3 separate regions of the Mus musculus genome follow, and regions 1 and 3 are each linked to region 2. Evidence: chromatin loops called from intact Hi-C (ENCODE). Cell type or tissue: left cerebral cortex. All regions are shown on one strand.

Region 1 (8,000 bases), 110 kb after region 2:
TGCTATGGCCCAGCTGGCCTCGGTCATTCAGCTTTGCCATGGACCCTAGCCAGCCATGTCTGGTACGTGCTCAAGAGATGCCGTCTCTCTCCACAAGGCACCTGGAAGCACATAGCTAAACCACAGGCTGGAAACTCCCAGTGCGCACTCTACCTGGATGGCCCGCAGCAGCTTTGATGGTGTTGTCCAAATGAACTTTAGCCTCTTTTTGTGGTCTTAAAACCTTCGTAGTTTCCATCTTTCAAAGGCTTCCTTCTATGAGGGAGCTCAGACTATCAAGAGAAGTCACACTGGAGTGTCCAGTTAGTCAGATACACAGGGGCCCAGCTCTGCAGAGTTCCCACACATATGACCCTTTATGGCCCGACAGTCATATACTTAATCTAGAGGTTTGGTGGCCTTTGCAGCTAAATAGTGAGGCATTAGGGTTCAGAGTAACCATTGCAGCCTGCCTTGCTGAGAGGCAGGAAAAGAACCTGCGCCAGCCGCCAGCCTCCCATCTTTGCCAAAGCAGATGCGCATAGCACTGGCTTGCATGTGCTGCTGGTGGAGGGGAGTTGAACGGACATCATCTTCAGAGAACACGCTGAAGTTGTGGTCTGAGGGTGAAGCGGAACTCATGAATCTGGTCCAAAGGGAGGGGAATGTAACGACAGCTTTCCAAAGAGAGGAATGAGCGGGCCAGCAAGGTCATAGACTCTTCCTTGAAGGAACTGTCATTTCTCCCGGTTCAAGCATTCTGAACACTGAATCGTTGAATCAGAGTCACTGGTCTCAGGGAGGATGAGGGCTGTGTTCCTGTGAGATGACTGCGATGTCAGCATCAGCATCACCTTTTATTAGGTCTGTCTCTATTTAAAGGCACCCTAGTTACCGGATGCTATTGCTTGTTAGTACTGAGCTCGACCACAGCACTGTGGCACCAAGGAAGCTTGTGTAATCTTTCCCAGCTTTCTAATGCTTAGCAACTTCTGAGAGCACTGTCCCATTATGCATGCCTTGGGACCAGTTCAGTGATCAAACCCACCATATTGGGTCTGGTAGCCCACATTTGTAATCTTAGCACCCAGGAAATAGAGGCAGGAGGATCATTTGCAAAGTCAGGGCCAGTCTGGTCTACATGGTGAGATCATGTGTCACAACACAAACAAAAATCAAAAGCACCGTTAAGAAGCACAGAAGGCAATAATAAATAAAGGTTGCAAGCAAGGCACCATCAGGACACCTGCTTCCAGGGTCGGGGTGGAAACAGCCTCTGCGAGAAGCACTCATGCCAGTCACTCAGAATTTTCACTACACTGCTTTGTCTAAGTCTGTGATTCACATAGAAAAGGACTGTGGGACTGCAAGCAGATTCCAACTAGTAGGTGAATCTCCAAATACGCTATGAGGAAGTGATTTTTAAGAGGCTGAAGAGATGGCTCTGTGCTTAAGAGCACAATCCATTCTTCCAGAAGCCCTGGGTTCAACTCCCATCTCTCACGGGCTTCCCTCGAGTTCTAAGGTGTTTGGTGCTCTCTTCTGACCTCCGCAGGCACCACACACACACACATTGTGCATTGACACCCGCCCACACCAAATCAAATCAAATAAATATAAAAAAACAAACAAACAAACAAAAACAGCTTCTAGGATCTTGACTGGGGCCAAGCAGGTCTGAGGTCCCTAACACAACAGACTCCATCCTCTGGGGCTCCCCTGGTGGGAAAGAAGCTAGGTGGAGTTATGAGCAAGGGTCTGATCACCGATGACTCTCTCTGCCCTCATTTCCCAGATCCACAGACATGGGATTCACACCTCCCTCATCACCTCCCACTCGGCCCCGCAACGACCGCAACGTCTTCTCTCGTCTCACCAGCAATCAGAGCCAGGGCTCAGCACTGGACAAGTAAGGGCCTGTGGAGAGCCAGGGAAGGAAGGCATTGATGCTGGGAGGGAGCCTGCGGGACGGGTTAAGTGGGTAGACTCCAGCCCTCCTGTCCCGGCTCCTCTGAGCCATGAGGCCCTGACAGTAGCATCTTTTCTGTACTGACCAAGGGTCTCTCCTTCCCCTCAAGCATGCTGGGACACCAGGAAAGGGCAAGAGGGAAGTTACCTCACCAGGGTGGGACAGTCAGAGTCAGTTATGGTGGCCTTGTGAGGCAAGCATACCAGAGGGTGCTCTAAAGTGCCCCCTTTTATCTGCTTCTGCTGTCTTTGCTGTTCTTGGAAGCCCTTTCTTTACTGTCTCACCTGATTGCAAGAGCTTTACACAAGGTCCCATGATCCTTGAGCACTGTCCAGCAAGCAGAGACCACTGGGTCATCCCCACATGGGAGCCTCACCTGCAGCTGTACTGCAAGCTCCTGTTGCTATGCTACAGTTGCTATGGGGTACTCAGCTGTACTCACAGCTCCTGTTGCTATGCTATAGTTGCTATGGGGTCGTTCTGTTCACAGCCATCCCTGTATTCAGAAGGTCCTTAATGTTGCTCTGCAGTCTGCTGTACATGCATAATTCCAGTTGAACTGTCAGTCAGCCCAAGGATGGTCTGTCCTCCCAGGTTTGCATAAGAATATGGGCCGAAGCAGAGCCCCAGGGCTCTCTCCTAGAGAGTGGCTCAGAGTCTGGGGCTGCTGACTCTAACGGAATAACTCTGACAGTGGAACTTTTCCTTGGGGCAAGCCCCATCATCCCTGATTTCACCTCTGTGCTCCCCCCAAGCCCACTGTGACCATCCTCAGCTCTGTAGCTCCTCAAAGGACACCTTCCTTTCCCCCTAAAAGCTTTCCTTCCACGAGGAGCAATGATGTTGTGACCCTCAGGGGAGCCTAAACTGTTGACTGCTTGCTGTACATGATACAGGCTTTGCCCAGTCTCTCACATAAGTACCCCTTCTGGCTCGAAATGCTGCTCCCTCAGTGATAAGACCATGAAGGCAGACCCAGAAGGTCAGCATCCTGACACTGTCCTAACCCCAGGCTTGCTTCAGCTCAGCTCCTACTGAAGGGGCTGTGGGTGTGTCTGGCCCTCCTTATCATAATACAGTTCTCGCCCCCAGTGCCATGCAATTGACTTGACAGGCCACTGTTTATTATTAATTTCTTTATTCTGTTTTTTGAAACAAGGACTTGCCATGTCTCTAGACTAGAAAACCTTGTTCTTCTGCTTTAGCCTCTTGGGTGCTAGGATTACAGGCATGTGCCACGACATCCCGCTTAAACGGGTCTGTCTTCTGTCCTTCCTTCCTTGTTCCTTTTCTCCTTCTTTCCTTCTTCCTCTCTGTCTCTCTCTGTCTCTGTGTCTCTGTCTCTCTCTCTCTGTCTCTCTGTCTCTCTCTCTCTCTCTCTCTCTCTCTCTCTCTCTCTCTCTCTCTCTCTCTCCTACTCCCAAGAATTGGGCTAGGATCCTGCCCATCCTAGCCTGCTCTACAGGCTTTGGGCCTATCCACTAGTCCAGTCTCGGGACCCACATGTAACAGACTTAGCTTCTAGACATGGTCTCAGCAAGGGAAGAGCAGCAGGGCTGCTTTGCGACCTTGGGCAGGCTTGTGCATTGCTGGGGTGATGCAGTTAGGCCCCAGCTTATGTAGTGTGGGCCAACCAGAGAGCTTGGAACTAGCAAAGAGACCTGGAACCATCTTCCCAAGAGTGGGCTAGCCTCCCACACCTCCCGTGGCTCCCTCCTCACCCCTACCCTGCTAGCTGAGAGACCCCCTGGTGGCCCACTGCTGGGGGACTCTCCCAGCTCCCAGGCCAGTTTGTCCCCTCCCCAACCCCACCACTCTCCTCGAAGGCCTTCTTCCTCTGCCTCTCTCTGCCTTCCCTGAAGAGAATAACCGCCCTCTGACCTCCCTGCGCTGTTGCTGCTGCTGCTCCCGCCATCCCTACGTGTGTTTTCCTCTCTCCCCTAATCCAGCTAATTTTCTGCCCTTCCCAGGTCTGATGACAGCGACTCCTCTTTGTCGGAGGTCCTGAGGTACACACAGAATGTCTCTCGTGTTTGACTCCCCTTCCGCTCTCTTCTTCTTCTCTTTGCCTCATGCTCCACCAGCCCCTCCTGCCTGTACGCCTGTCCTCTGCATGCAGCCCCTCCTCTCCCCACCCTGCCTCTTCCATATCCCCGTCCCTCCTGAGAGTGCCTCTCACCCCATGGTTCCTCCCTCTCATGGTGACCCCATGGCCTCAGACTATGCAATGCCTGGCTAGAGCTAAGGGCTTGTGGCGAGGGAGGGTGCAGTTGCTTGTGCAGAGCCCTGTTCTCTTCTCCCTACCCCCCCGGGCAAGGTGGGGGAGGGACATGGAAGCCTGGGTCGGAACGGAGGTGTAGCAGAGCTTTGCAGAGTGAGAGGTACCATGAGGACCATGTCAGCCTGCTAGTCCTTTGCTGAGTGTCACTGGCTATGGTGGCTGTGCTTGCTTCTTTGTAAGCTAGCTCGTGTTGGTGGGTGAATCTTACAAACTTCAGCTCCGAGGGAAGCAGTGCCCTGCTTATATCTCTTAGCATGCAGTGTGTGGGTGTCTCCTCCCCGAGCCCATGGGACAACCAGAGGCTGGTCCCTCAAGCCTACTGAGCACAGATTCCCCCACAGCAAGGGGTAAGACTTGGGACAGCAGAAGGCTCTCTTCTAAAGGCCGAGAGCTCCCTCTAGCTCTCCACGCATGTTCTCTGCTCACCAGGCTCTGTCCCGTGGTTAGCACCACTGATTGATCCTCCTGTGCAGTAAGGCCTTGCCAGCAACTGTTACCTGTATGTAACATGCCATCCTCTTCAGAGTGCAGGCTCTTGATGATACAGGTTACGGCAACCTTGGCCTAACGCAGCCTATACCTGTATCCCAAGTCAGGAGCAAAAGCAGCTCGGGGAGCTACTTCTAAATGTGTTTATATGGCAAGTAGACAGCCTGACTAGTATTCTGGTGTTGCACCAGCCACAAGCAAGTCTGCCATACTGTGTAAAAGTGCCACAAGTGGGATCTTGGCCACCTGGTAAACCCCAAGCCACTGCGCTTCTGTCAGCAACAGCGTTGTCTTTTGAACAGCTTGAATGTGGTTTTAGATGTAGCCTGGCTGGGTCTCATCCCGAAACACCTTCCTGAGACAGAGTCATCATCAGAACCCTCATGCTGACCTGGCTTTATTCTTTCTTGCTCATGGAGCACTGTGCAGAACAAGCAAGTGCCATTCCGGGTCCAGGCAGGCTAGTTCCAGAGAGGCCCGAGCATCCCAGCCCCAAGATGGGCTGTGGTCCCCTAAGGTTATCTATCCCTTTGAGGTTTTGGAGGGGGACATTATTTGTTGGTTGGTTTGTGTTTGACAAGGTTTTCCTATATTGCCAGGCTGGCCTTAAGCTCCTTTTGTAGACCAGTCTCGCCTCAAATTCACAGCAATCCTCCTGCCTGAGCCTACACAGTGCTGGGATAACAGTGCTGATTTATCCCTTTGTAAGTGACGGGCACAGGTTTGACTATGTTGGTCCAAGTAGGGGCTCTTTGTAGATGCCCAGCCACCTCACTGCTGGAAGGTGCCAGCCCCAGAACACTGACTGGCAACGAAGTACGGGGAGGGTAACGGCCTGGATGTCCTTCCCTCTCTCCTTCCCTTCCCCCATTTTTGATCACCAAAGAAGCATGTAGGCTGATGGGAACTACAGAGACCTGTTCCAACACTTGGGCTTCTGCTCTGCCCCACCAGAGCTGGCTGCATGCTTATCTCTGGCTTCAGGTTAGGTAGCCTTTCCTACCCTGTCCCTTCCAACTTGCCTGGCATGGGCGTCTCCTGCAGTGCTAAGGATGGCAGCCACAGCTCTCGCTGGCTCTCAGACAGTGGTGATGTTTTGCTAGCAGCCTCAGTATCTCTCATGAGTCATTGTCCCCTCTCAGCCCAGACCCCTCTCTTCCATGTGCTTCAGTCAGCCTGGCCCCTTGGCTGACTGGCACATCCTCTCTCCCTTTCTCCCGGGAAGGGGCATCATCACCCCCATTGGCGGAGCTAAGGGAGCGCGGACGGCCCCGCTGCAGTGCATCTCCATGGCCGAGGGTCACACCAAGCCCATCCTCTGCCTGGATGCCACCGATGAGCTGCTTTTCACGGGATCCAAAGGTTCGTGCCGACTTGAGGGGCCAGCAGCGTTAGGCTCGGAGCTCACACACCCAACCACACCCCTGGCTGAGCCTTCCCTCCCATGCGATCCTGTTGGCTCTACCATGACCCACTCCTCCAGGTCACCTTTCTAGAAGCGTCTCTGAAGTCCCAACATCTCAACTCTCTAAAACCATCACTTCCTCCCCAACATTACCCAACACCCACATCATCTCCGCAGCTGCACCCAGGCAGTTCCTCTGGTCTCAGCAGTGGAAATTTATAGTCCCACAACCAAGTCACCATAAAAAAGTTAAAGCTTTGACCAGAAGAAAGGACAAGTTTGTATCAGACATACATAATAGGAAACCTGTGCATGCATATGTGAATATATGTATGTATGTATGTATGTATGTATGTATGTACATATACAAATATGAGGAGTTAGCTACCAACTGAGGTATGATTGATTGGCTCCAAGGTTTTTTATGTTTTCTTGATGCTTGGTCATTTAATAAGCAGGAGATTTGTAGGAATTTTATGTCAGTCCAGGACACCTCACAAAGATCAGAGAACTCATGGTTATTTAAAGCTCTCAGCCCTTTCTTGGTCTCCTGAGTTTTTATGAGACTGCACATGCATGCACGCCTGCTTCTCTCTCAGACTTGTTTCCCTGTATCTGGCAGACCGTAGCTGCAAGATGTGGAACCTGGTGACAGGGCAGGAGATTGCAGCTCTCAAGGGTCACCCCAACAACGTGGTTTCTATCAAATACTGCAGCCACTCGGGGCTGGTGTTCTCTGTGTCCAGCTCCTACATCAAGGTGTGGGATATCCGGGACTCAGCCAAGTGCATTCGGACACTCACGTAAGTCTACCACTACTTGAGAATAGTGCTTCCTTCCCTGCTGCGGTGACCAATAAGCACAGCACAGCCTGATTGGGTGAGCACGAAGATCCTTTGGCCTATCTCAGTCCTCCAAGCTCAACCATTTGAGATGGCCTGCATAGATCCCAAAGACCAGCAGATGGCAGCAGCCTCCAAAGCCAGGCCACACAGATGTGCCACCCAGCATAGCATGTTCCTGCTTGTAAGGACACAAACCTTCCAGAAGTCAGGTTTTGTCCTTATGTGTCCACTATAAATCACAAATTGTTTAACTTGACAGCTGGAAAACAGACACAGAGGGTATTTAGGGCCCTGAATTTATTCTGCATGATGCAGTAGTCACAGATAACGTTACGCATTTGACTGAATCTGCAGACTATAGAACACCCAGAGTGAGCCCTGCTGTATGCGATGAGCTTGGGTGATGTTGGGTCCATTATAGGTTCGCGTACTGTAGCACAGGACGCTGTGGGGCGCGGGGCACTGACAATGGGGGAGGCCATGCACAGTGGGAAAGAAAGACGCGAATGGGAAAGCTCCACCTTCCACCCAGTTCTGCTGTAAGCCTAAAGCTGTCCTTATTTATAGATTTATTTATTTATTTATTTATTTATTTATTTTAATGAAGTCTGGGGGCTGGGATGAGGAAACAGGCACGGAGAAGTTAAGTGATTTCTACATGAACCAGCCAGCTTCAGAGCCTCTCCCTGGACTCTTAACAGGCTATTCAAACCTACCCACGCACACCGACAGGTCGTAGAAAAATGTCGAATTGAGTCAATCTCTCTCCTTGGCCCTGTTTTTAGGGGAAGCTGTTCTTCCCAGATAGGGAAGGAGGCATCCTGGAAGAAGTGGCTTTCTGAGCTGGCCTGTGTGATGTTTTCTTCGTTTCCCGGCCTTTGTGGGTAGACTCTACTGACCTCTGGCTTTGCTTTTCCCCCCTCTGGGTAGGTCCTCAGGCCAGGTGATCTCAGGAGATGCGTGCATAGCCACATCCACCCGCGCCATCACCAGTGCCCAGGGGGAACATCAGATCAACCAGATGGCCCTCAG
Region 2 (8,000 bases):
ATGTTGAATCAATCATGAGAAATTGTGTTCCTAAAATTGTCATTAATACAAATAAACTTCTGCCCTCTGTCAGATCAAATATAAGCAATCAAGTCTCTATTTCAAAAAGTTAAAGACACAGAACAATCCTGGCAAGTATCTTGAACAATCTTTATGTGCCCAGCATGGTGTGAGGGACTTTAGCTTTAAAAGAAAAAGCTTTAGCCCTGCCCACTGGGATTCACGTCCTGAGTAAATTCTCAGATACTCAACCTGGACAGCACAGGCTGGGGCCTGGGAGCCCCACCAGGAGAGCTAGAATCTTGCCAAAGCTGACTCTTATTATATGTCAAAACTACCATTGGTGGGAGGCTCTAGAGGTCAGCTACAAAGAGCGGGAAGATAAGAATTTTAGTCCTGATGATTCATACGTCAGCTTCCACCTTCTAGCAAGTGTGAGACTCTGAGACTTTGGATCCTTGTTGGTTTGTTGCGGGAGGGTATAGAGGACACTCAAAAATCTGAGGTTGCCACCGGCTTCTCAGGCAGGGAGAGGACTGGCTCTTTTCTGCCAGATAGACAAGGCTGAACCACAGCCAAGACCTCGGGATGCCCCCACTCTCTCAATGCAGGTCGACTACTCACCCATCAGTAAACTCTGAGCATCGTCCTCAAAGAGTAGAACGAAGAACAGAGCTACGAGCACTCCAAGGACACTTACGAACACTGTGAACACACACGGGGACAGGGAGCAGGGCCAGAGAGGCAGGGCATAGTGCTCAAATCTGATATGCACAGCTGATGAGCTCTGGCAGCACTTAAACTCAACACAGACCAATTATTTCCTAAATAACAGTTTTCTAAAACCAGGGAATGGCTACGTGTAATTATGCCCCACCCTGGCAAACCCAGTTTTTGGCCTAATCCTCTTTCTTGGTTATTCAGACAGGATTTATGAAGCATCTATTACATACTAGGGACATGGCTCAGCTTGGCCAGGTACAGAGTGAGTTCCAGGACAGTGAAGGTTACACAGAGAAATCCTGTCTCCAAAAGCCAAAGGGGAAAGAAAAAGATAGAAAAAAGAAAAGAAAAGAAAAGAAAAAAAGAAGACACCTTGTAAGGTGCCATAGAGGAGAAAGCCAAGAGGGTTTGAGACCCATATGTCCTCCTGGACCCATGTGACCTGGGACAGGGAAGGGGAAGGTGACAACAGTCTGCGGGGCAGGAAGCTTTGAAATAGCTAACCCCCAGGGCTTTGTAATCAGGGTTATCTTTCATTCACCAGAGAGGGGCTTGGGCTAACTTGAGATAGTTGCTCCAACTCCTCCTGCTAGTTCGATTAGCTCCGTTAAACAATGGTATTACAGTTAAATGTGTCTCTGTATGGATATGTGCAGGTGGACACAGTGCTCTTGGAAGCAAAGGGACTCTGATCCTCTATAGTGAGTGTTACAGGCAGTTGTGAGCTCCTGGCTGCTGGAAACCCAGTCCTCTGTAAAAAGCAGTACCTGCTTTTAATCACAAAGCCATCTCTCTAAACCCCCTGTCCCAGTAGACTGTCTCAAGTTTTAGTTGTCAGGCCCTGGAAGGTAGCCTTGAGGAGATGATCTGAATTCTCAGAGGAAATGATATTAATGGCTGCCGTTATCTGCCAGGCCAAGTACCGGGTGCTTTGGAATGTGTTTGTACTCTTTTGGTTCTCATCTTAGGAACTATAAAGGATGTTTTCTGTCTCTCCAAATATGGAATTCTGACTCTAAGATGTATGTCACTTGACTATTGAGGAGTGAACCCTAGATTTGAGCTCAGACCAACAGTTCTCCAAATCCCCGCCCTCTTTCCTCTTGATTGTTTCTGGAGATAGGAGTACCACAAAGGCCTTTCCTTAGTGATATGTTCACTTTTCTCTACTTTTAGCAAAGTTCTGGGAACTCTTCTGCTGAGCTGACGGGCTCTCCGCCTCTGCCCACATCCCCCGCAGATCCGGGATCCTGCAAAAAGATCCAGTGAGGAACAAGAATTGGGCGCTGGGGGAATCTGGTCATGGAGGCTCGCAGCTAGAGCCAGGGGCAGTGCTGGCGGCCTTGGACTGCAGGAAGAGGCAAGACTCTCAGTCCAGGAGGACCAGGCAGGGAAGAGGGAGAAAGTGCTCAGATTGCTCAACACATGTCACCGCAGGCGCGACCACAGCAGATACCTGCTGTGCCTCTGCTAGCTGCTGCACTTGTCCAGAGCTATGACTCACATTAAGGAGTCCAAGCCAACCCAAAAAGGCAAAATGAAGCCTTAGCAACTCGCAGCACCCCAGAGTGCTAGCAATGTGACTTGTCCCCTTTGTCAGGACCACACAGAGCCCGTGCAGAGGCCTTTCAGAGGGCCTCACTCTGGGTCCAGCTCCACGAGGCACAATGAACAGTAACTTCTGCCGAGCTCTGGTGGACCGTGGGCCCCCGGGGGGCATGCAGCTAGGTGTCGTGGCCCCTGCTGGACAGACGCCGCTGGCAGCCACCGAACCCTTGAGCAACGTACCCTTTCTATTGTACCCCGGCCACTCCGAGCCGCCTTACTACGACGCCTACACTGGGGTGTTCCCCTACGTGCCCTTTCCCGGCGCCTTCGGGGTTTACGACTACCCGTTCGAGCCTGCCTTCATCCAGAAGCGCAACGAGCGAGAGCGGCAGCGCGTCAAGTGCGTGAATGAGGGCTACGCGCGCCTCCGCGGCCACCTCCCCGGCGCCCTGACTGAGAAGCGGCTCAGCAAGGTGGAGACACTGCGCGCCGCCATCCGCTACATCAAGTACCTGCAGGAGCTGTTGAGCGCCACCCCCGACGGCGCGCCACCTCCCGCCACCTCCCCGCCGCCCGCCCACACGGGCCACAGCAACGTGCCGCAGCCCTCTTCCTTGGTGGCCGAGTCCAGTGGATCCCCCTTTTCCTCGTCGCCTTTTTTGGAGTCGGAGGAACCCAGCCTTTGATCTGGCCAGAGGCCTGGACTTGCCCCTCTAGGGAACAGCTTTGGGGGCTTCTGGGTCATCTGTGCGGGACAAAGAACAGTGGTGTTCGAGGTCTGTGATCCCACCTCCACCCACTTGAGCCAGATGTGAGGGCCTGGGGTAGAGATGGCGAGATACGGATCCCAGGAGCTGATGTCTGCGGTGAGGAGCAGAGCCCTGGACAGCTCCTGGACCAGCCTCAGCGAAGCTCTGCTGTCCACCACACCAAGTCCCCTGGAAGTCAGCCACACTTTCTGTTATGCCTGAACCTTCCACAAGATGGCCTCAAATACTAGCGAGGAGCTTGATGGCCTCTAAAGAGCAGGAATTCTGAGGGAGGGACGAGGGAAGTGAAGACAGGCAGCTGCTTGCATTCAGCACCCTGGAGCTGACAGACTTAGGGGAAGTGTGTGTGTGTGTGTGTGTGTGTGTGTGTGTGTGTGTGTGTGTGAGAGAGAGAGAGAGAGAGAGAGAGAGAGAGAGAGAGAGAGAGAGAGAGAGAGAGAGAGGGAGGGAGAGGTCGCTGGTGCCCATTGGCTTCCTTGACAGCGAGTGATCACCTCCCCTCTCCCACCCTTCAGTCTCTTCTGGACTTAACGCCTCCCCCACCCCAAGACTTGTAAGCTTCTAGGGTCCACTGACATTGTGTTTACATCAAGGACTAAATAAAAAGGGATTGTTGAATTTTGTGATTCCTGAATTATTGTCTATGCCCACCCTCCACCTTGCAATGTTTGCTAGCTGGTGCAGTCACCTAACATTTCCAGAGAGATTAGTGTGTATGCTGAGACTGAATATGGGAGAGGCCAGGGTTCTAGGGAGAAAGCACACAGACATTGTCTAGTGAGGGATTGGAGGACCAGGGGCCCTGTGAGAGCAGTGCACATTCAAGGTTGCCTGGAGCCTTTCCCTCTGGTAGGAGAGGGGCTCCATATTTGCCAGAAGAAGGCATTGGGGGCGGCAAGTGTGAGAGGGTCCTGGGCAGATCCTGACAGACACTGAGACTGGTGTGAGTGGAGCTATGCTGAGCTAGGCCACCACCCAACACATTCTCTGGACAGAGCCACGGAGTTGGGGTGGGGAGAAACTTAATCTCCATCTAAGGAACCTGTTTGGAGTTTGTGGCTCTACTCCACGGGTTCCTCTCCCTGACCCTCATTGCCCCAGCTGTGAAGCCTTCCTGTCTCCCACTGCCCCTACCCCGTCTCAAGCCTGGATATAATAAGTCACCCCTTTACACCCAGCCCTTGCCTCCTCGGGGGCAGATGGGGATGTCACCGGCTGGACTGGAAGGAATGACAGCTGCCTGGCCGCAGGAGCCTGGGCTGGGCAGCAGGGGCTAATTTTACTCGCTGGGAGCAGAGAGAGTAATCCTCCCGCCCCCACGCCCGACCCGTCTGCCTGCCTCAGCAGGATAGGCTCAGTCAGGTCCAGTCCCCAAGGTGGGGGCACTGGGGACACAGGGAGGAGAGGGCAGTGGGCTGGGGGAAGAGAGGGGTGTCAGGGAAAGCCATGGAGCCGCCCTCACCCCAGGACGAGGGCCTGAGGAAGAAGCAGCCGAAGAAACCTGTTCCTGAGATTCTGCCGAGGCCCCCGCGGGCCTTGTTCTGCCTGACTCTACAGAACCCCCTGAGGAAGGCCTGCATCAGCATCGTGGAATGGAAGTATCCTTTCTAGCACCTGAGCGAGATGGAGCAGGGAGTGGGTGGGAGGCAGAGGTGGAAGGTACGGGGTGGTCACAAAGCTTGGACTTTTAGCATCAGGGTGACCCAGGCTCTTGGGAAAGGGGTGAACCTACACCTAGACCAGCAAAAGGAACCTTTGCGAAAGCAGGAAGGGAGGTCTCCGCCACAATGGAAAGGGGCTTCTCGGAGCCTGAGGACAACTCTCGGGTCATAGGGGAGAGCCACTGAGCTATTGAGCATCTTGTGGAGGGCCTGTGTTCTTAGGAGTCTTTCTAAGTGTGTTCAGGTCTCTGTCATCATGGGGGTACCACCCAAGATTTTGAATAAGATGAAGGACGGAGCAGCTCCTGAGGAAATCCTCCACAGAGGGAGAGTGGAAAACGATTGACAGTCCAGGGACAACTTCCACTGGCTAGAGTCCCAGTTACAAATGGAACTGGAGAAGTGGATTCGAGGGGAGGCCTGCTCTTATTGGCTCCTGGATGCTGGCGAGCAAACTTGGATGTTTTAGCTCAGAAGTAGTACCCTGGGGGACAGGGACCTCAATCTCTCTCTAGGTTTGTTCTGGAAATAACAATGATAATATCTGGGCTATTTGGGGGGAGTAAGGAGGGGCTGCAGAGAGGAGGCCCGTGTTGAGTGGGTTCTGAGAGAGTCAGGAATATTTGAAATATTTTTGACGTGCTCTGGAGGAATGGGATTCCATCAGCTGTTCCTTGGGAAAATGGAGAATGAGGAGTAGCTGGAAGGATACGGGAGCCATGGAGAGACAGCGGGTCTGGAGTCGAGTCTGATCCGCATTGCTACACTCTGCCAGGCCACATCACGTCCAGCCCCCTTCCTCCTTGCCCTCTCTGGTGAGAGCAGCTTCCCCTGGCAGGGCATCCCTTTTCTTGAGCCCACTCTCTTACAGATCTATTCTGTGCTACTCCCCCCCTCATCCCCCATCTCTCTTCAAAAGCTGAAGCTTCTGGGATGAAAACAGGATTTTATCCAAATCTGTCTACATAGCGTGCCTTTCGCTCCCCACCCCGCCTATGCACCAAGGACTCTGCCTGGCTTTCCCTCCTCACATTTGCTTTCTAAATGACCAGCCAGTCAGGAAGGGTGGCACCCAGAGTGCCCTCATGAATTAGCTGCTGGAGGGGGGGAGTATGGGGGGGAGGTGTCCTGGGAGTGCAAGCCTGCACACATGAGTGTGTACACATAGTTCTGGGGCGTACGGGGGGAGGGTGTCCTGGGAGTGCAAGCCTGCACACATGAGTGTGTACACATAGTTCTGAAAATCTGGTTTTCCTCCCATTTCCCCCTCTCCCGATCCTACTCAGCCTGAACATAATCAAACTCCAACCCTACCCCCGAGCCACTTTGGGGTACAAGCCCCCCGCCACATGACTCTCTCTTAGCATTATAGTGACTATTCAGACTGGCCTTTAGGAATTTCATGCCCTCAACCCCACAGATCCCACAGATGGCTCCAGGGCTCTCCTTAACCCTGGTTGCAGACCCTTCGAGACCATCATCTTGCTCACCATCTTTGCCAACTGTGTGGCCCTGGCAGTGTACCTGCCCATGCCAGAGGATGACAACAACACTCTGAACCTCGGCCTGGTAAGCAAGCCTTCCCACCCTTCCTCTCAAGCTCTGCAGCTCCAGCCTGGGAGTCACTTGGTTTCTGTGGGAGATGCTGCTACCGTGGCTCCCTCACAGCGTAGACTGGCGTCCTCACTGCTGAGCTACTGAGTGGCCCCGAAGCTTCCCAGACTAAACGTGTTCAGCCCAATTCCATGATAGCTGTCAGACAATATTCACAGTGCCAAGCACCCAACAGGTGCAAACTCATGGCGCTTTCCCAAGAACTCTCAGAAGTGGTACCAAGACAGATGTGGAAGGCTGGGCCTCAGCAAGGTGAACCAGGGGTGCTGAGCATGAACCTCCTTCCCTGGATAGACTCCAGAAGGTTGCCTACACTGAGCTGCTAGGGGCATATGATATAGAAATCTGTAGAAAGGGCATTACAGGGCTACAGTGCCACTCTCTGCTGCCCCTTCACCAGCAACACAGCAAATTCTGCAGTGAGTGGTTTTCATCTTTGAATCATTGAATCTTTACAGTGATCTCTATGGTATAATATTAGTCTAAAAAATAGATAATAAATGAGATAGATAGATGAATAGATAGATGGATGGATAGATATAGGTAGATAGATAGATAGATAGATAGATAGATAAAAATAAAACAAAACCCTGGAATCTAGGTACATCATGCAGGGTAGCACCCATATAAGCTTCCAACAGGGCCTCATACCCTGGTCTTCCTGTCCAGGCCTCATACCCTGGTCTTACTGTCTTTGGAACTTGCTCTTAAGCACATTTAAAAAATATTTTTATTTATTCTTTGCCTACATGTGTGACTCTGAGTGGGTACTTATAATGTCCTCAGAGGCTAGAAGATGCCATTGGATTCCCTGGAGCTGGAGTTAAAGGCAGTTATGAGTTTCCCAATGTGGGTGCTGGGAACTGAACTCAGGTCCTTTGCAAGAGCAGTACTCACTCTTAACCACTGTGCCACCTCTCCAGCCCTTGGATCTTGATGTATCCTTAATGTATCCAGCCCCTTTCTGTTAGATGTATTCACAGGGTGGCACACTTCTAGAGAAGTCTACTAAGAAACAAATAGCTGACAGGGGATATGACTCAAGGGTGAGATACTTGCTCAGCATCCAGGAGCGCTCAGCTACCTCTCTACTAACACACACACACACCCACACACACACACACACACACACACACACCAGGACAGTTCAATGGAGTCCCATACTCCAGGGCTTTTCTCTGCACTGAAACCACAGAGTTTGGCGAGAGGAGGCCAATCTGCATATATCCAGGGCCAGAGTGCCTCTTTCTGCCTCTTCTCAGGCTGGTTTCCATGGCAATCTATTCTGAATTGGGGAGAAGCTGGGTGCTAAATGTGTGCTTGCTGGAAATGGAAATAACAGAGTTCCTGGAATGGAAGGGGAGTGGGACTCAACGAAGGCAGGGCAGTGCAGCTTCTGCTGTCAGAGATGCTGCTGTGTGCCACTGGGGTCTTCTACAAAAGAAGCTCAATTACCCGTGTCCATGGACTTAGGGAGAACTCTTGGCCCACCCTCTGCTTCATGACTTCATAATTTAATTCCATGTGCACTTTAAGAAACTGAATGCTTTTGGTAGTGTGTGCTTATGATCCTAGCCCTGGGAAGGTGGAGACAAAAGGATCCCCAGGGCTCACTGGCCAGCTTTCCCAGTGGAATCAGTGAACCCTAGTTCCTAGTGAAAGACTCTAGCTCAAAAATCAAGGC
Region 3 (8,000 bases), 210 kb after region 2:
CGAGGGAGGGGCGGAGAAAGGTCAGAATTAGTCACAATAGGCAAAAGGCCATATGCCAGACTCTGCCTGGAGGTGGAGTTTCCCTCTCTTCTCTTCCCTTTTCCCTCCCTACCCTGTCCTGCCCTCACCCCATCCCATCCCACCCCCAAACCTAGCTTTCTTACCTCTAGGTATAAGCGCTCTGTTGCTGAGTTAGAGCCTCAGGCCAGATGTTGACCTTTTCAATCCCAGGGCAGCCCCACAGGTTTCTCTACAATAAAAAGATGGGGAAGAAGATGAGAGCCTGGAACATGCTCACCCCAGGGACGAGCTCCTGGGACACATCTGTCTGAAATACCACCACTCAAAAAGTCCTTTCAAGAACATCATTTCCTTTGATCTGCGACACAGCAGAGCAGATATGATCAGTCCCAGCTTCAGCTCAGAAGCCCGGGTGAGGGGCCCAGGGACAGGCAACTGAACGTGACTGGGGGTGGGGGTGGAGGCAGGTCCCACTCTAATTTTAGCTTCCTTCTATTGGGCGCATCCATATATTGCTAACGGCCCTTGAAATGCTTATAAACATTTTCCAGGAGGAACGCAGGGGAAAGGTGCTGTAATTCTGTCATTCTAATACGACTGTTGTTCACAGTTATTGCATTTTCTTCTAGCCTCCCTCTGTGCCCTTTAATAAAGTGTAACTATTATTGTACATAGACTGCAGTGCCATTTCTTTCATCCTTCACCGTGTCTTGCGCGAGGACACAGACCTTGTAGCAGAAGTTAACCCCTGCTGGGTGGAGACACTGCTCCAGACACTGGGGACACGGCCTAAAATCAAATAACAAAATTGCCTGTAAAGAGAGAGACAAATAAGCAAACAAGTAAAATGGCTGCTATTCTCTTAGTGAGCAGCAGGAGAAAAGATCTTACTTTTTGTGCCCAAACTGTGAGGGATAAGAAATAACAAAAAATAGTGTTGATCCAAAGGAGACGGTGCTGGCTAATTTTATAGCAACTTGATATGAGCTACCGTCATTTAGGACAAAAAAAATTCTTTAATATTTTAGAAAGATTTATTTACTATATGTGAGTACACTGTTGCTGTCTTCAGACAAACAAGAAGATGGCATCAGATCCTGTTAGAGATGGTTGTTGAGTCACCATGTGATCGATGGGAATTGAACTCAGGATCTATGGAAGAGCAGTCAGTGCTCTTAGAAACTGGGAAGGAGGTTTGAGCAGGGGGACATCTCTCCAGCCCTGGACAAAAGAATCTTAATTAAGAAAATACCTCCACCCAATTGACATGTCTGAAGCTTGTGGGGGTGATGTTTTTTCTTAATCAGTGGTGATGTTTCAGGGCACAGCCCATCAAGGGTGGTGATACCTCTAGGCAGGTGGTCCTGAGTCGTATAAGAAATTAGCCTGAGCAAGACACAAGGACCAAACCAGTGAGCAGCACGGTTCATGCACATGAGCTCAGTCCCTGACTCAGTGATGGACTGCGATGTGGAACTGTAAGCTGACATAAACCCTTTCCTCCCAGGCTGGTTGCAGTCATAGTGTTTAATCACAGCAGTAAAACCTTACCTAAGAGACATGTATGCTTCCCTTCAACAGACCCAAATGAACAAGTTTACATCCTTCGAATAACAGCGTAAGGAGGGTATTTTAACTTCTGAAATTTTACTTCCTTCCTCTTGGAAATTACCATCAACAGTTCCTGACTTCTCCCTGAATGATATTAAATTCTGCATTTTAGTCTATCCTGGCCCTGAAACCACAGCATTGCATTTGGGCAGTTAGGGGTTTTCCTTCTAGGTGTAACTCTTTAAAAATTTCTCTTTCTCAGCAACCCAACTTCCGTTGTTTAGGATGATTGAGTTAGGAGGGAGCAGTGGTAAAAGATGATAAGGTAAAGGAGTATGGGCATTCGAGGGCAGGGGCCATGCACAGCTCTAAAGTTCTTGATGAATACCAGCAACTGCTTGCTAAACCATTTCAGTTTGCTCTTCCTTCACAAACCGTTCTTAGCTCCTGCATCCACACTTCGACTCCCGCCCTCACTAGGAAATAGGTGCTCATTCTCCTCAGAGTGATGGGCAATCACTCTAAGGAGTGCACCAGAGTCCAGTTGAGTGCCACACTCCAAGACAGGGAGATGTTCTTCTTACGGCGCAGAGCTCTATGCTGGGGCGGAAATGTCAGCTTTCAGTAAGCGCTGCAGGAGGGGACATGAAAACATCCCATGGGCTAGGGAAGCTGTCTGTCTGCCTGCCTGTCTCTCTGTCTGTCTCTGTCTGTCTTTAGGTAGCTCACTCAGCTGAGATCGTGGAGATGAACTTGAGAGGAGCTCTGTCCTAGCAGCCTAGAGCAACACCAGCTCTGTAAGCTTTAGTCTTGCCACACATACCTTGATGGAGGTCAGCACTCCTGTCCCTTCGCCCCACTGATAGGGAAAGGAAGGACTATACTATAGATGGGCTCTTGGACTTGAAAGCACCTGAGGTACCTCTTCCTGGCTCAGGTGACCCTTGGGCTGCAAGCCTTGTTGCTCTCAGGGCATATATGAGGACACTCAGAGATGTTCTTTTGTTTTGTTTTGTTTTTGTTTTTGTTTTTGGAGACAGGGTTTCTCTGTAAAGCCCTGGCTGTCCTGGAACTCACTCTGCAGACCAGGCTGGCCTCGGACTCAGAAATCTGCCTGTCTCTGCCTCCCGAGTGCTGGGATTAAAGGTGTGCGCCACCACGCCCAGCAGAGATGTTCTTTTTGACAAGAGCAGCTATAAGATGAGATCAAAGTGGGCTGCGATGCTAAATACACTCCAACCAGTGGTCTCGGATGCTATCGAGAATGCAATGGAGCTAGATGAGGAGAGCAGAGGTGAGCAGGTTAAATAGCCCAAGAGAATGCCCTCCTTCAGACCCAACCTGGCACTGAACACCAGTCTGTGTTGCTAACTCCAAGGTCTAGGACTTGGTTCTCGGCCCAGTCAGGGAATGTCTTTCCCTCACTGATCAAAATGTTTGTAGGCTAAATCCTCTCAAGTAAAAACATTTACTTTCTAAGCCTTCCGGAAGCCTCAAAGGATAAACCAGAGACTGAAACGGTTAATTTTAAACATTTGTACTGGAAAAGCTCCCAGAGTGTGGGGGTGGGGGTGGGGAGCCTGGACCACATTTAAAAATCAAAATTACACATCTCTTCTTTGAAATGGCACCTGGCAGGCAGATGCCGTGCATCTTCCTCATTTTTTCCTTTCATCTTGTCACTATCTCGATGTGCGATGTCCTTTAAAAGAATGAGACTAAGTCATCCTCTGCCCGCTGAGAGTACCACACTCGCAGGTGCAGCTGGCGCTCCCAGTACCAGGGTCACACAAACCATCACCCTGAAGGGCCTGAACTACTGAGCTGAGCTTTGTCTGACTGTGTAACACACCCTTCTGACACCCATCTCGCTCTCGATGTTCAAATCAAGACACGGTTGCCAACTAGGGCCAACAAAAGTTTTTATTGAGATGTGTGTTCACAGAAAAACCTGGGGTCCCTGGCTGAGTGAGGGAAAATCTGAACACCCACTGAAAAAATTCAGATGCCAGCATTCAGAAGGAAGGCCAGAACTACTTTCAGGGCGAGTCCCACAGGTGTCTCTAGATGGGAGAAGGGTTGCCACACCAGTGTGAGGTAATGGGTGGGAAGGACCAAATTGCTCACAGGACTGTTCACGCTAGGGTTAGTTTCCATGTCTTTCGTGAGCCTTTGAAAACGAAAACCCGAATTGGGGATGAGAAACAATATAGATAACATAGTGATGACTGGAGAGAAGGGGGGGGGGCGGGATAGAGGGGGAGGGAAAAGGGAAGAGGGAGGGGAGCGGGAAAGGGAAAGGGAGAGGGGATAGAGGGGGAGGAGAAAAGGGAGAGAGAGGGAGAGGGGGAGGTGAAGAGGGAGAGGGAGGGGAAGAGGGAGGGGAGGGGAAGGGAGAGGTGTTTGAGATGGTGTTGCTAGAGGGCTGACCAGGAGAAGAAATTCCTCAAAGGACAATGGCTTTTGTAGGGGCAAGAACAGTCAGGAGCAAGAAGGACCTTTGAGAGTCTGGTTTGGATATTTGGGCTGAATTACACAGAATGAAGCAGAGAACAGAACCCACTTCCCTCCCATCTACTAGGTGAACCCGCTTCTCCAGGTGAGTGTCTACAGCTTTTCTTGCCCTGGAGAAAACTAATATAATAGCCCATCCTTCCCCATCGGTTTGTGAGAACAGCCAGCCCCAACAGCCAGCTCCGAGAAAGCTGATGGGCAGTCCCCTGGCGCATCTGCAAGCACATGGTTCCTCTCTTTGAAGCACCGTTCCACCTGCGCCATCCCGGGGAGGCTACCAAGTGGCCGAGGCAGAGTTCACCTTCGGGGACCGGCCCCGGAACACCGAACTGTCGTCCCTGGAGAGCGAGGAGGCCGAGCTGATCCTGCGCACCTGGCGCCCGGCGCGCGCGCACAGCCCGAACCGGGCCCGGGCGCGGAATGAGCGGTCCAACAGGAGGTAGATGACCGGGTTCGCACTGCTATTGACGAAAGCCAGGCAGGTGGTGACAGTCAGACCCCAGCGCAGAGCCAGCAGCAGGGAGCAGGGCAGCGGCAGCGCCTGGAGCCGCGCCAGGTGGAAGAGGGAGCGCAGGACGCCGAAGGGCAGCCAGCAGCCCACGAAGACGCTCTCCACGGTGAAGATGATGCGCAGGGAGTTGCTCCGGGCCCTACCGACGCGCGGCAGGCGGCGCGACACGCGCCAGTAGCAGATCAGGGTGACAGCCAGCGGCAGCGCGAAGGTCAGTAGCAGCAGCAGCAGCCCGACACCCTGGAGCGCTTCCCAGGGCTCTTCGGCGCACTGGCTGCCCACGCCGTCCAGGCTCGGCTGCAGTCCCCGGTAGAGCAAGGCCGGCAAACCCGCCAGGAACGCCGCAGCCCAGGCGGCGCCGCACACGGCTCGCACACAGCGCGCGCTCCGCAGCGGGCGCGCGCTCAGCGGCCGGCCCACCGCCAGGTAGCGGTCCACGCTCATGCCCGCCAGCAGCAGCGCGCCCGCGCAGCGCGTGACCGCCAGCGCGAAGCTGCTGACTTTGCACAGGCCGTCGCCGAAGGGCCAGAGGCCGCCGCGCGCCTCTGCCGCGGCCCACAGCGGCAGCGTGAGCACGAAGCCCAGGTCGGCGGCCGCCAAGTGCAGCACGAAGGTGTCCACCAGCCGCCGCGGCCCGCGCTGCCGGCTCAGTAGCCACACCACGAAGGCGTTGCCCGGCAGGCCCACGGCGAAGGCCGCCAGGTAGAGCGCTGGGATGATGGCGTGGCCGTAAGGCAGGTTCCAAGCAGGGCACAACTCCACTTGGTCCAGGGAGCCCGAGCCCGAATAGTCCCAGGACAACGTGCCCCAGCTAGGACTCCAGGGTTCGGTGGACTGCATGGCCGGGGTCACCGGGCCGGCGTGCATCCTGGCGCAGGGCGGCTGCCCTCTCTGAGCAGGAGGGGGTTTGCTTTTCACAGCCTGTGCCCAGCACCTCCCTCCCTCCCTTCCTGCCACCCTAGGCCGAGGCTTTGGGGTGAGAAGAGTGTGGGGCTGGGAGGGGCAGGCCTCTGTGGTGGTGATGTTACCTTCCAAGTTGGGGCTGACCCAAAGGGAAGGGCACAACTGGGTATTGTGAGATGTCCTTAGGGCTGAGAGAACTGCGGCCACTCAGAATTGGTGGCTCATCATTTCTGGGTGCTTGGCCTAGTATCTGGGGGAAGGGAGTGGGACTCTGAGATAGGGTGCAAGGGGCAGTGGGTGCCGTAGAGCCCTAACCTGTTCTCGATTCTCACCAGGCGTTTCTTTTCTAGTTTTTAGAGGGGGGGTGGAGGGTGGGGAGACAGACCAGGCATGAGGGTTTCTGAGGGAGGGCAACGCCTCGGCTTCCTTCTCTAATCTGCTCTGCTGTGTAGCACTTGAAGGGGTCTGAAGGTTGAGGGAGATTCCCTTGGTGCCCGATCAAGAATTGGCACCACAGTTCTTGGACTAATTAATAGCCTCCTAGGATAAAAGACTAGACGTGTCACCTGGAGTGACACTTCTGTCCTGGTCCAGGCCTCATGGAGCCGTGTGGAAAGGGTCTAAGCTAGAGACAGAAAGTGTAATCAGGTGGCCCTGCTGGAAGGGGGCCAGGCCCCTGGGTTAACCCTCCTCCTCCTCCTCCCCATACTTCAAAATCTAGCTGATAAGTCAAACAGGGTTATAACCTCTATACAAAAGATGACACAAAATGGCCCCTAACAATCCAACAGATTTGCTATTCTAAATCATGAGACAGTAGCTCTGAGAGTTCTTGTGAACTGATGGGAAAGGGTTTGTGGCTAAAGGGGTGCAGGATGTCTAAGCTTTGTTCCTTCCCATTCCACTCTCAGGGGACCTCTCTGTGCAGCAGGCACTGGCTTCCTCTGCATTGCAAGAAATGCATTCTTGACCTCAGATCCCTTCTCGAGGAGGGGAGAGACACAGGCTGTGTGTGCAACGGCCAGCCTGCCATCAGTCAAACTGTGGTACAGGTTTAAAACCACGTCCACTCAGCGCTTAGAAGGAGGAGCTGTTCATGCTTCGGGGAAAAGGTCCGCAGAAGGGGCGACAGTTCAGGTCGGGTCTAGGAAGGGGTTAAAGGTCAAAAGGAATGGCAAAGCAGAGAGGATGAGCCAGCCCAGGAAGGGATAAAAAAGCAAGTATACTGAGACATGCAGGAAGACACTGGCAGGCTGTGGCCTGATCCTGAAGGCTTTGGGCATCAGTCTGATTTGGCAGGACTGTATGAGTCACAGAGGGGGAAGGCTCATCAAGCCACAGGGACTCCACAGGGGGCTGTTGTATTCATGAAGGAGTTAGATGGTGGTTGTTTTATTTTAGGGGGGGTAAGATCTTTCACTCTCATTAGGCAAGAGTCCTGCCACTGAGTGACATAGTTATTGACACTAGGGACAGAAAAGAGAGGATGTGTCAGGAGATACAGTACAGGTCTCCATGTGGAGAGACTGGAGGGAGATCTGGGATGTCTCTTCTTTGGAACAGTGTGGTAGCTGTCTCTGTCCTTATAGGGCCAGAGCACAGAAGGGCAGCTGTGTGTGCACCCAGATTGACATTGATTGGAAGTAGGATGCTAACATCACTTATGATCCAAACCTAGGCACGTCTGAGAGTGAAAGAGGCATCGTCAGCAATGGATCCCGTGGCTCCATTCTGGGAGCCTCAGGACCCCACCTGGGTCATTTCCTTTCATATACAGAGCCACCTGGCAGGGAATAGGAAGTGGGATGGAGGGCTAGATGGTTTCCAATTTCCATCCCAATCCAGTTTTCACAGCGTAGGGGGTTTTAAGCTAGAGAGGGCGGGTGTAGCCAGATTACATTTTTGTGAGGGGAAAGGGCCTAGAGTTAATTTTCCTCACCTGACTCCGTCCTGCAAAAACCTATCCATTAAATCAAACGTGTGGGGACTGGGATTCATGTCTAGTCTGTTCCGGCCAAGAAGTTTTTTCCTTGGGCTGCTGAGATGACTCAGTAGGTAAAAGTGCTTGTTATTAAGCCTGTGGACCTGAGTTCAAGCCCCAATCTACACAGTAGAAAGAATGAACCTACCTCCCCAAGCTGTCTTCTGATCACACTCGTGCTATAACACACAGGCTCACCCCCCACCATGTATACACTCATGCATACATACACACACGCACACACACACGCACACACACGCACACACACACACACACACACACACACACACACACACACTAAAAAGGCACAACAGTTTTTTACAGACTATCTCTCATGCCAGCTACAAGCTGGGAAAAGAGGCTGCAGAGTAAACCTCTTTGTGGACACCTCAGTTTCTAGACTTGGGCTTTCTCCTAAAGTTCCTCCACCCACATGGTGTTGGTGAGCTGCGCCTACCTCCTGGTTAGCCAAAGGGGCTGCCGCCTCCTTCCCTGGAAGACCAGCAGGACCAAGCCCAG

Evidence for each region. Peaks named below come from ENCODE experiments on the same cell type or tissue, not always from the same donor. Only the 100,000 strongest peaks of a DNase experiment are listed, where the experiment ranks them.
Region 1: a loop joins it to region 2, with 5 times the contacts of the local background. A loop is called at or near these places in 16 of 42 quality-filtered maps.
Region 3: a loop joins it to region 2, with 2.3 times the contacts of the local background. A loop is called at or near these places in 3 of 42 quality-filtered maps.

Annotation. Positions count from the first base shown.
Region 1 is chr1:136,163,244-136,171,243 of GRCm38, forward strand. It overlaps Kif21b (kinesin family member 21B), which reads left to right. Exons shown (of 35, transcript NM_001039472.2): 27 at 1,775-1,888; 28 at 3,919-3,957; 29 at 5,944-6,080; 30 at 6,746-6,926; 31 at 7,899-8,000. Among named protein-coding and RNA genes, the nearest start is that of Kif21b, 36 kb to the left of the region's middle. In left cerebral cortex, CTCF peaks have their summits at 4,650 and 7,100 (motif pointing right); DNase peaks (open chromatin) are centred at 1,876, 2,359, 4,550 and 7,081; H3K27ac peaks cover 1,608 bases.
Region 2 is chr1:136,048,414-136,056,413 of GRCm38, forward strand. Ascl5 (achaete-scute family bHLH transcription factor 5) reads left to right here and starts at 2,391. Exons shown (of 1, transcript NM_001270609.1): 1 at 2,391-2,957. The coding sequence starts at 2,391. The coding sequence ends at 2,957. Cacna1s (calcium channel, voltage-dependent, L type, alpha 1S subunit) reads left to right here and starts at 4,398. Exons shown (of 44, transcript NM_001081023.2): 1 at 4,398-4,639; 2 at 6,166-6,271. The coding sequence starts at 4,488. In left cerebral cortex, a CTCF peak has its summit at 3,246 (motif pointing right); DNase peaks (open chromatin) are centred at 2,098, 2,659, 3,260, 4,473 and 3 more places; H3K4me3 peaks cover 898 bases; H3K27ac peaks cover 4,252 bases.
Region 3 is chr1:136,255,437-136,263,436 of GRCm38, forward strand. It overlaps Gpr25 (G protein-coupled receptor 25), which reads right to left and starts at 5,490. Exons shown (of 1, transcript NM_001101516.2): 1 at 3,478-5,490. The coding sequence starts at 5,437. The coding sequence ends at 4,361. In left cerebral cortex, a CTCF peak has its summit at 873; DNase peaks (open chromatin) are centred at 4,912 and 6,663; H3K4me3 peaks cover 1,659 bases; H3K27ac peaks cover 1,444 bases.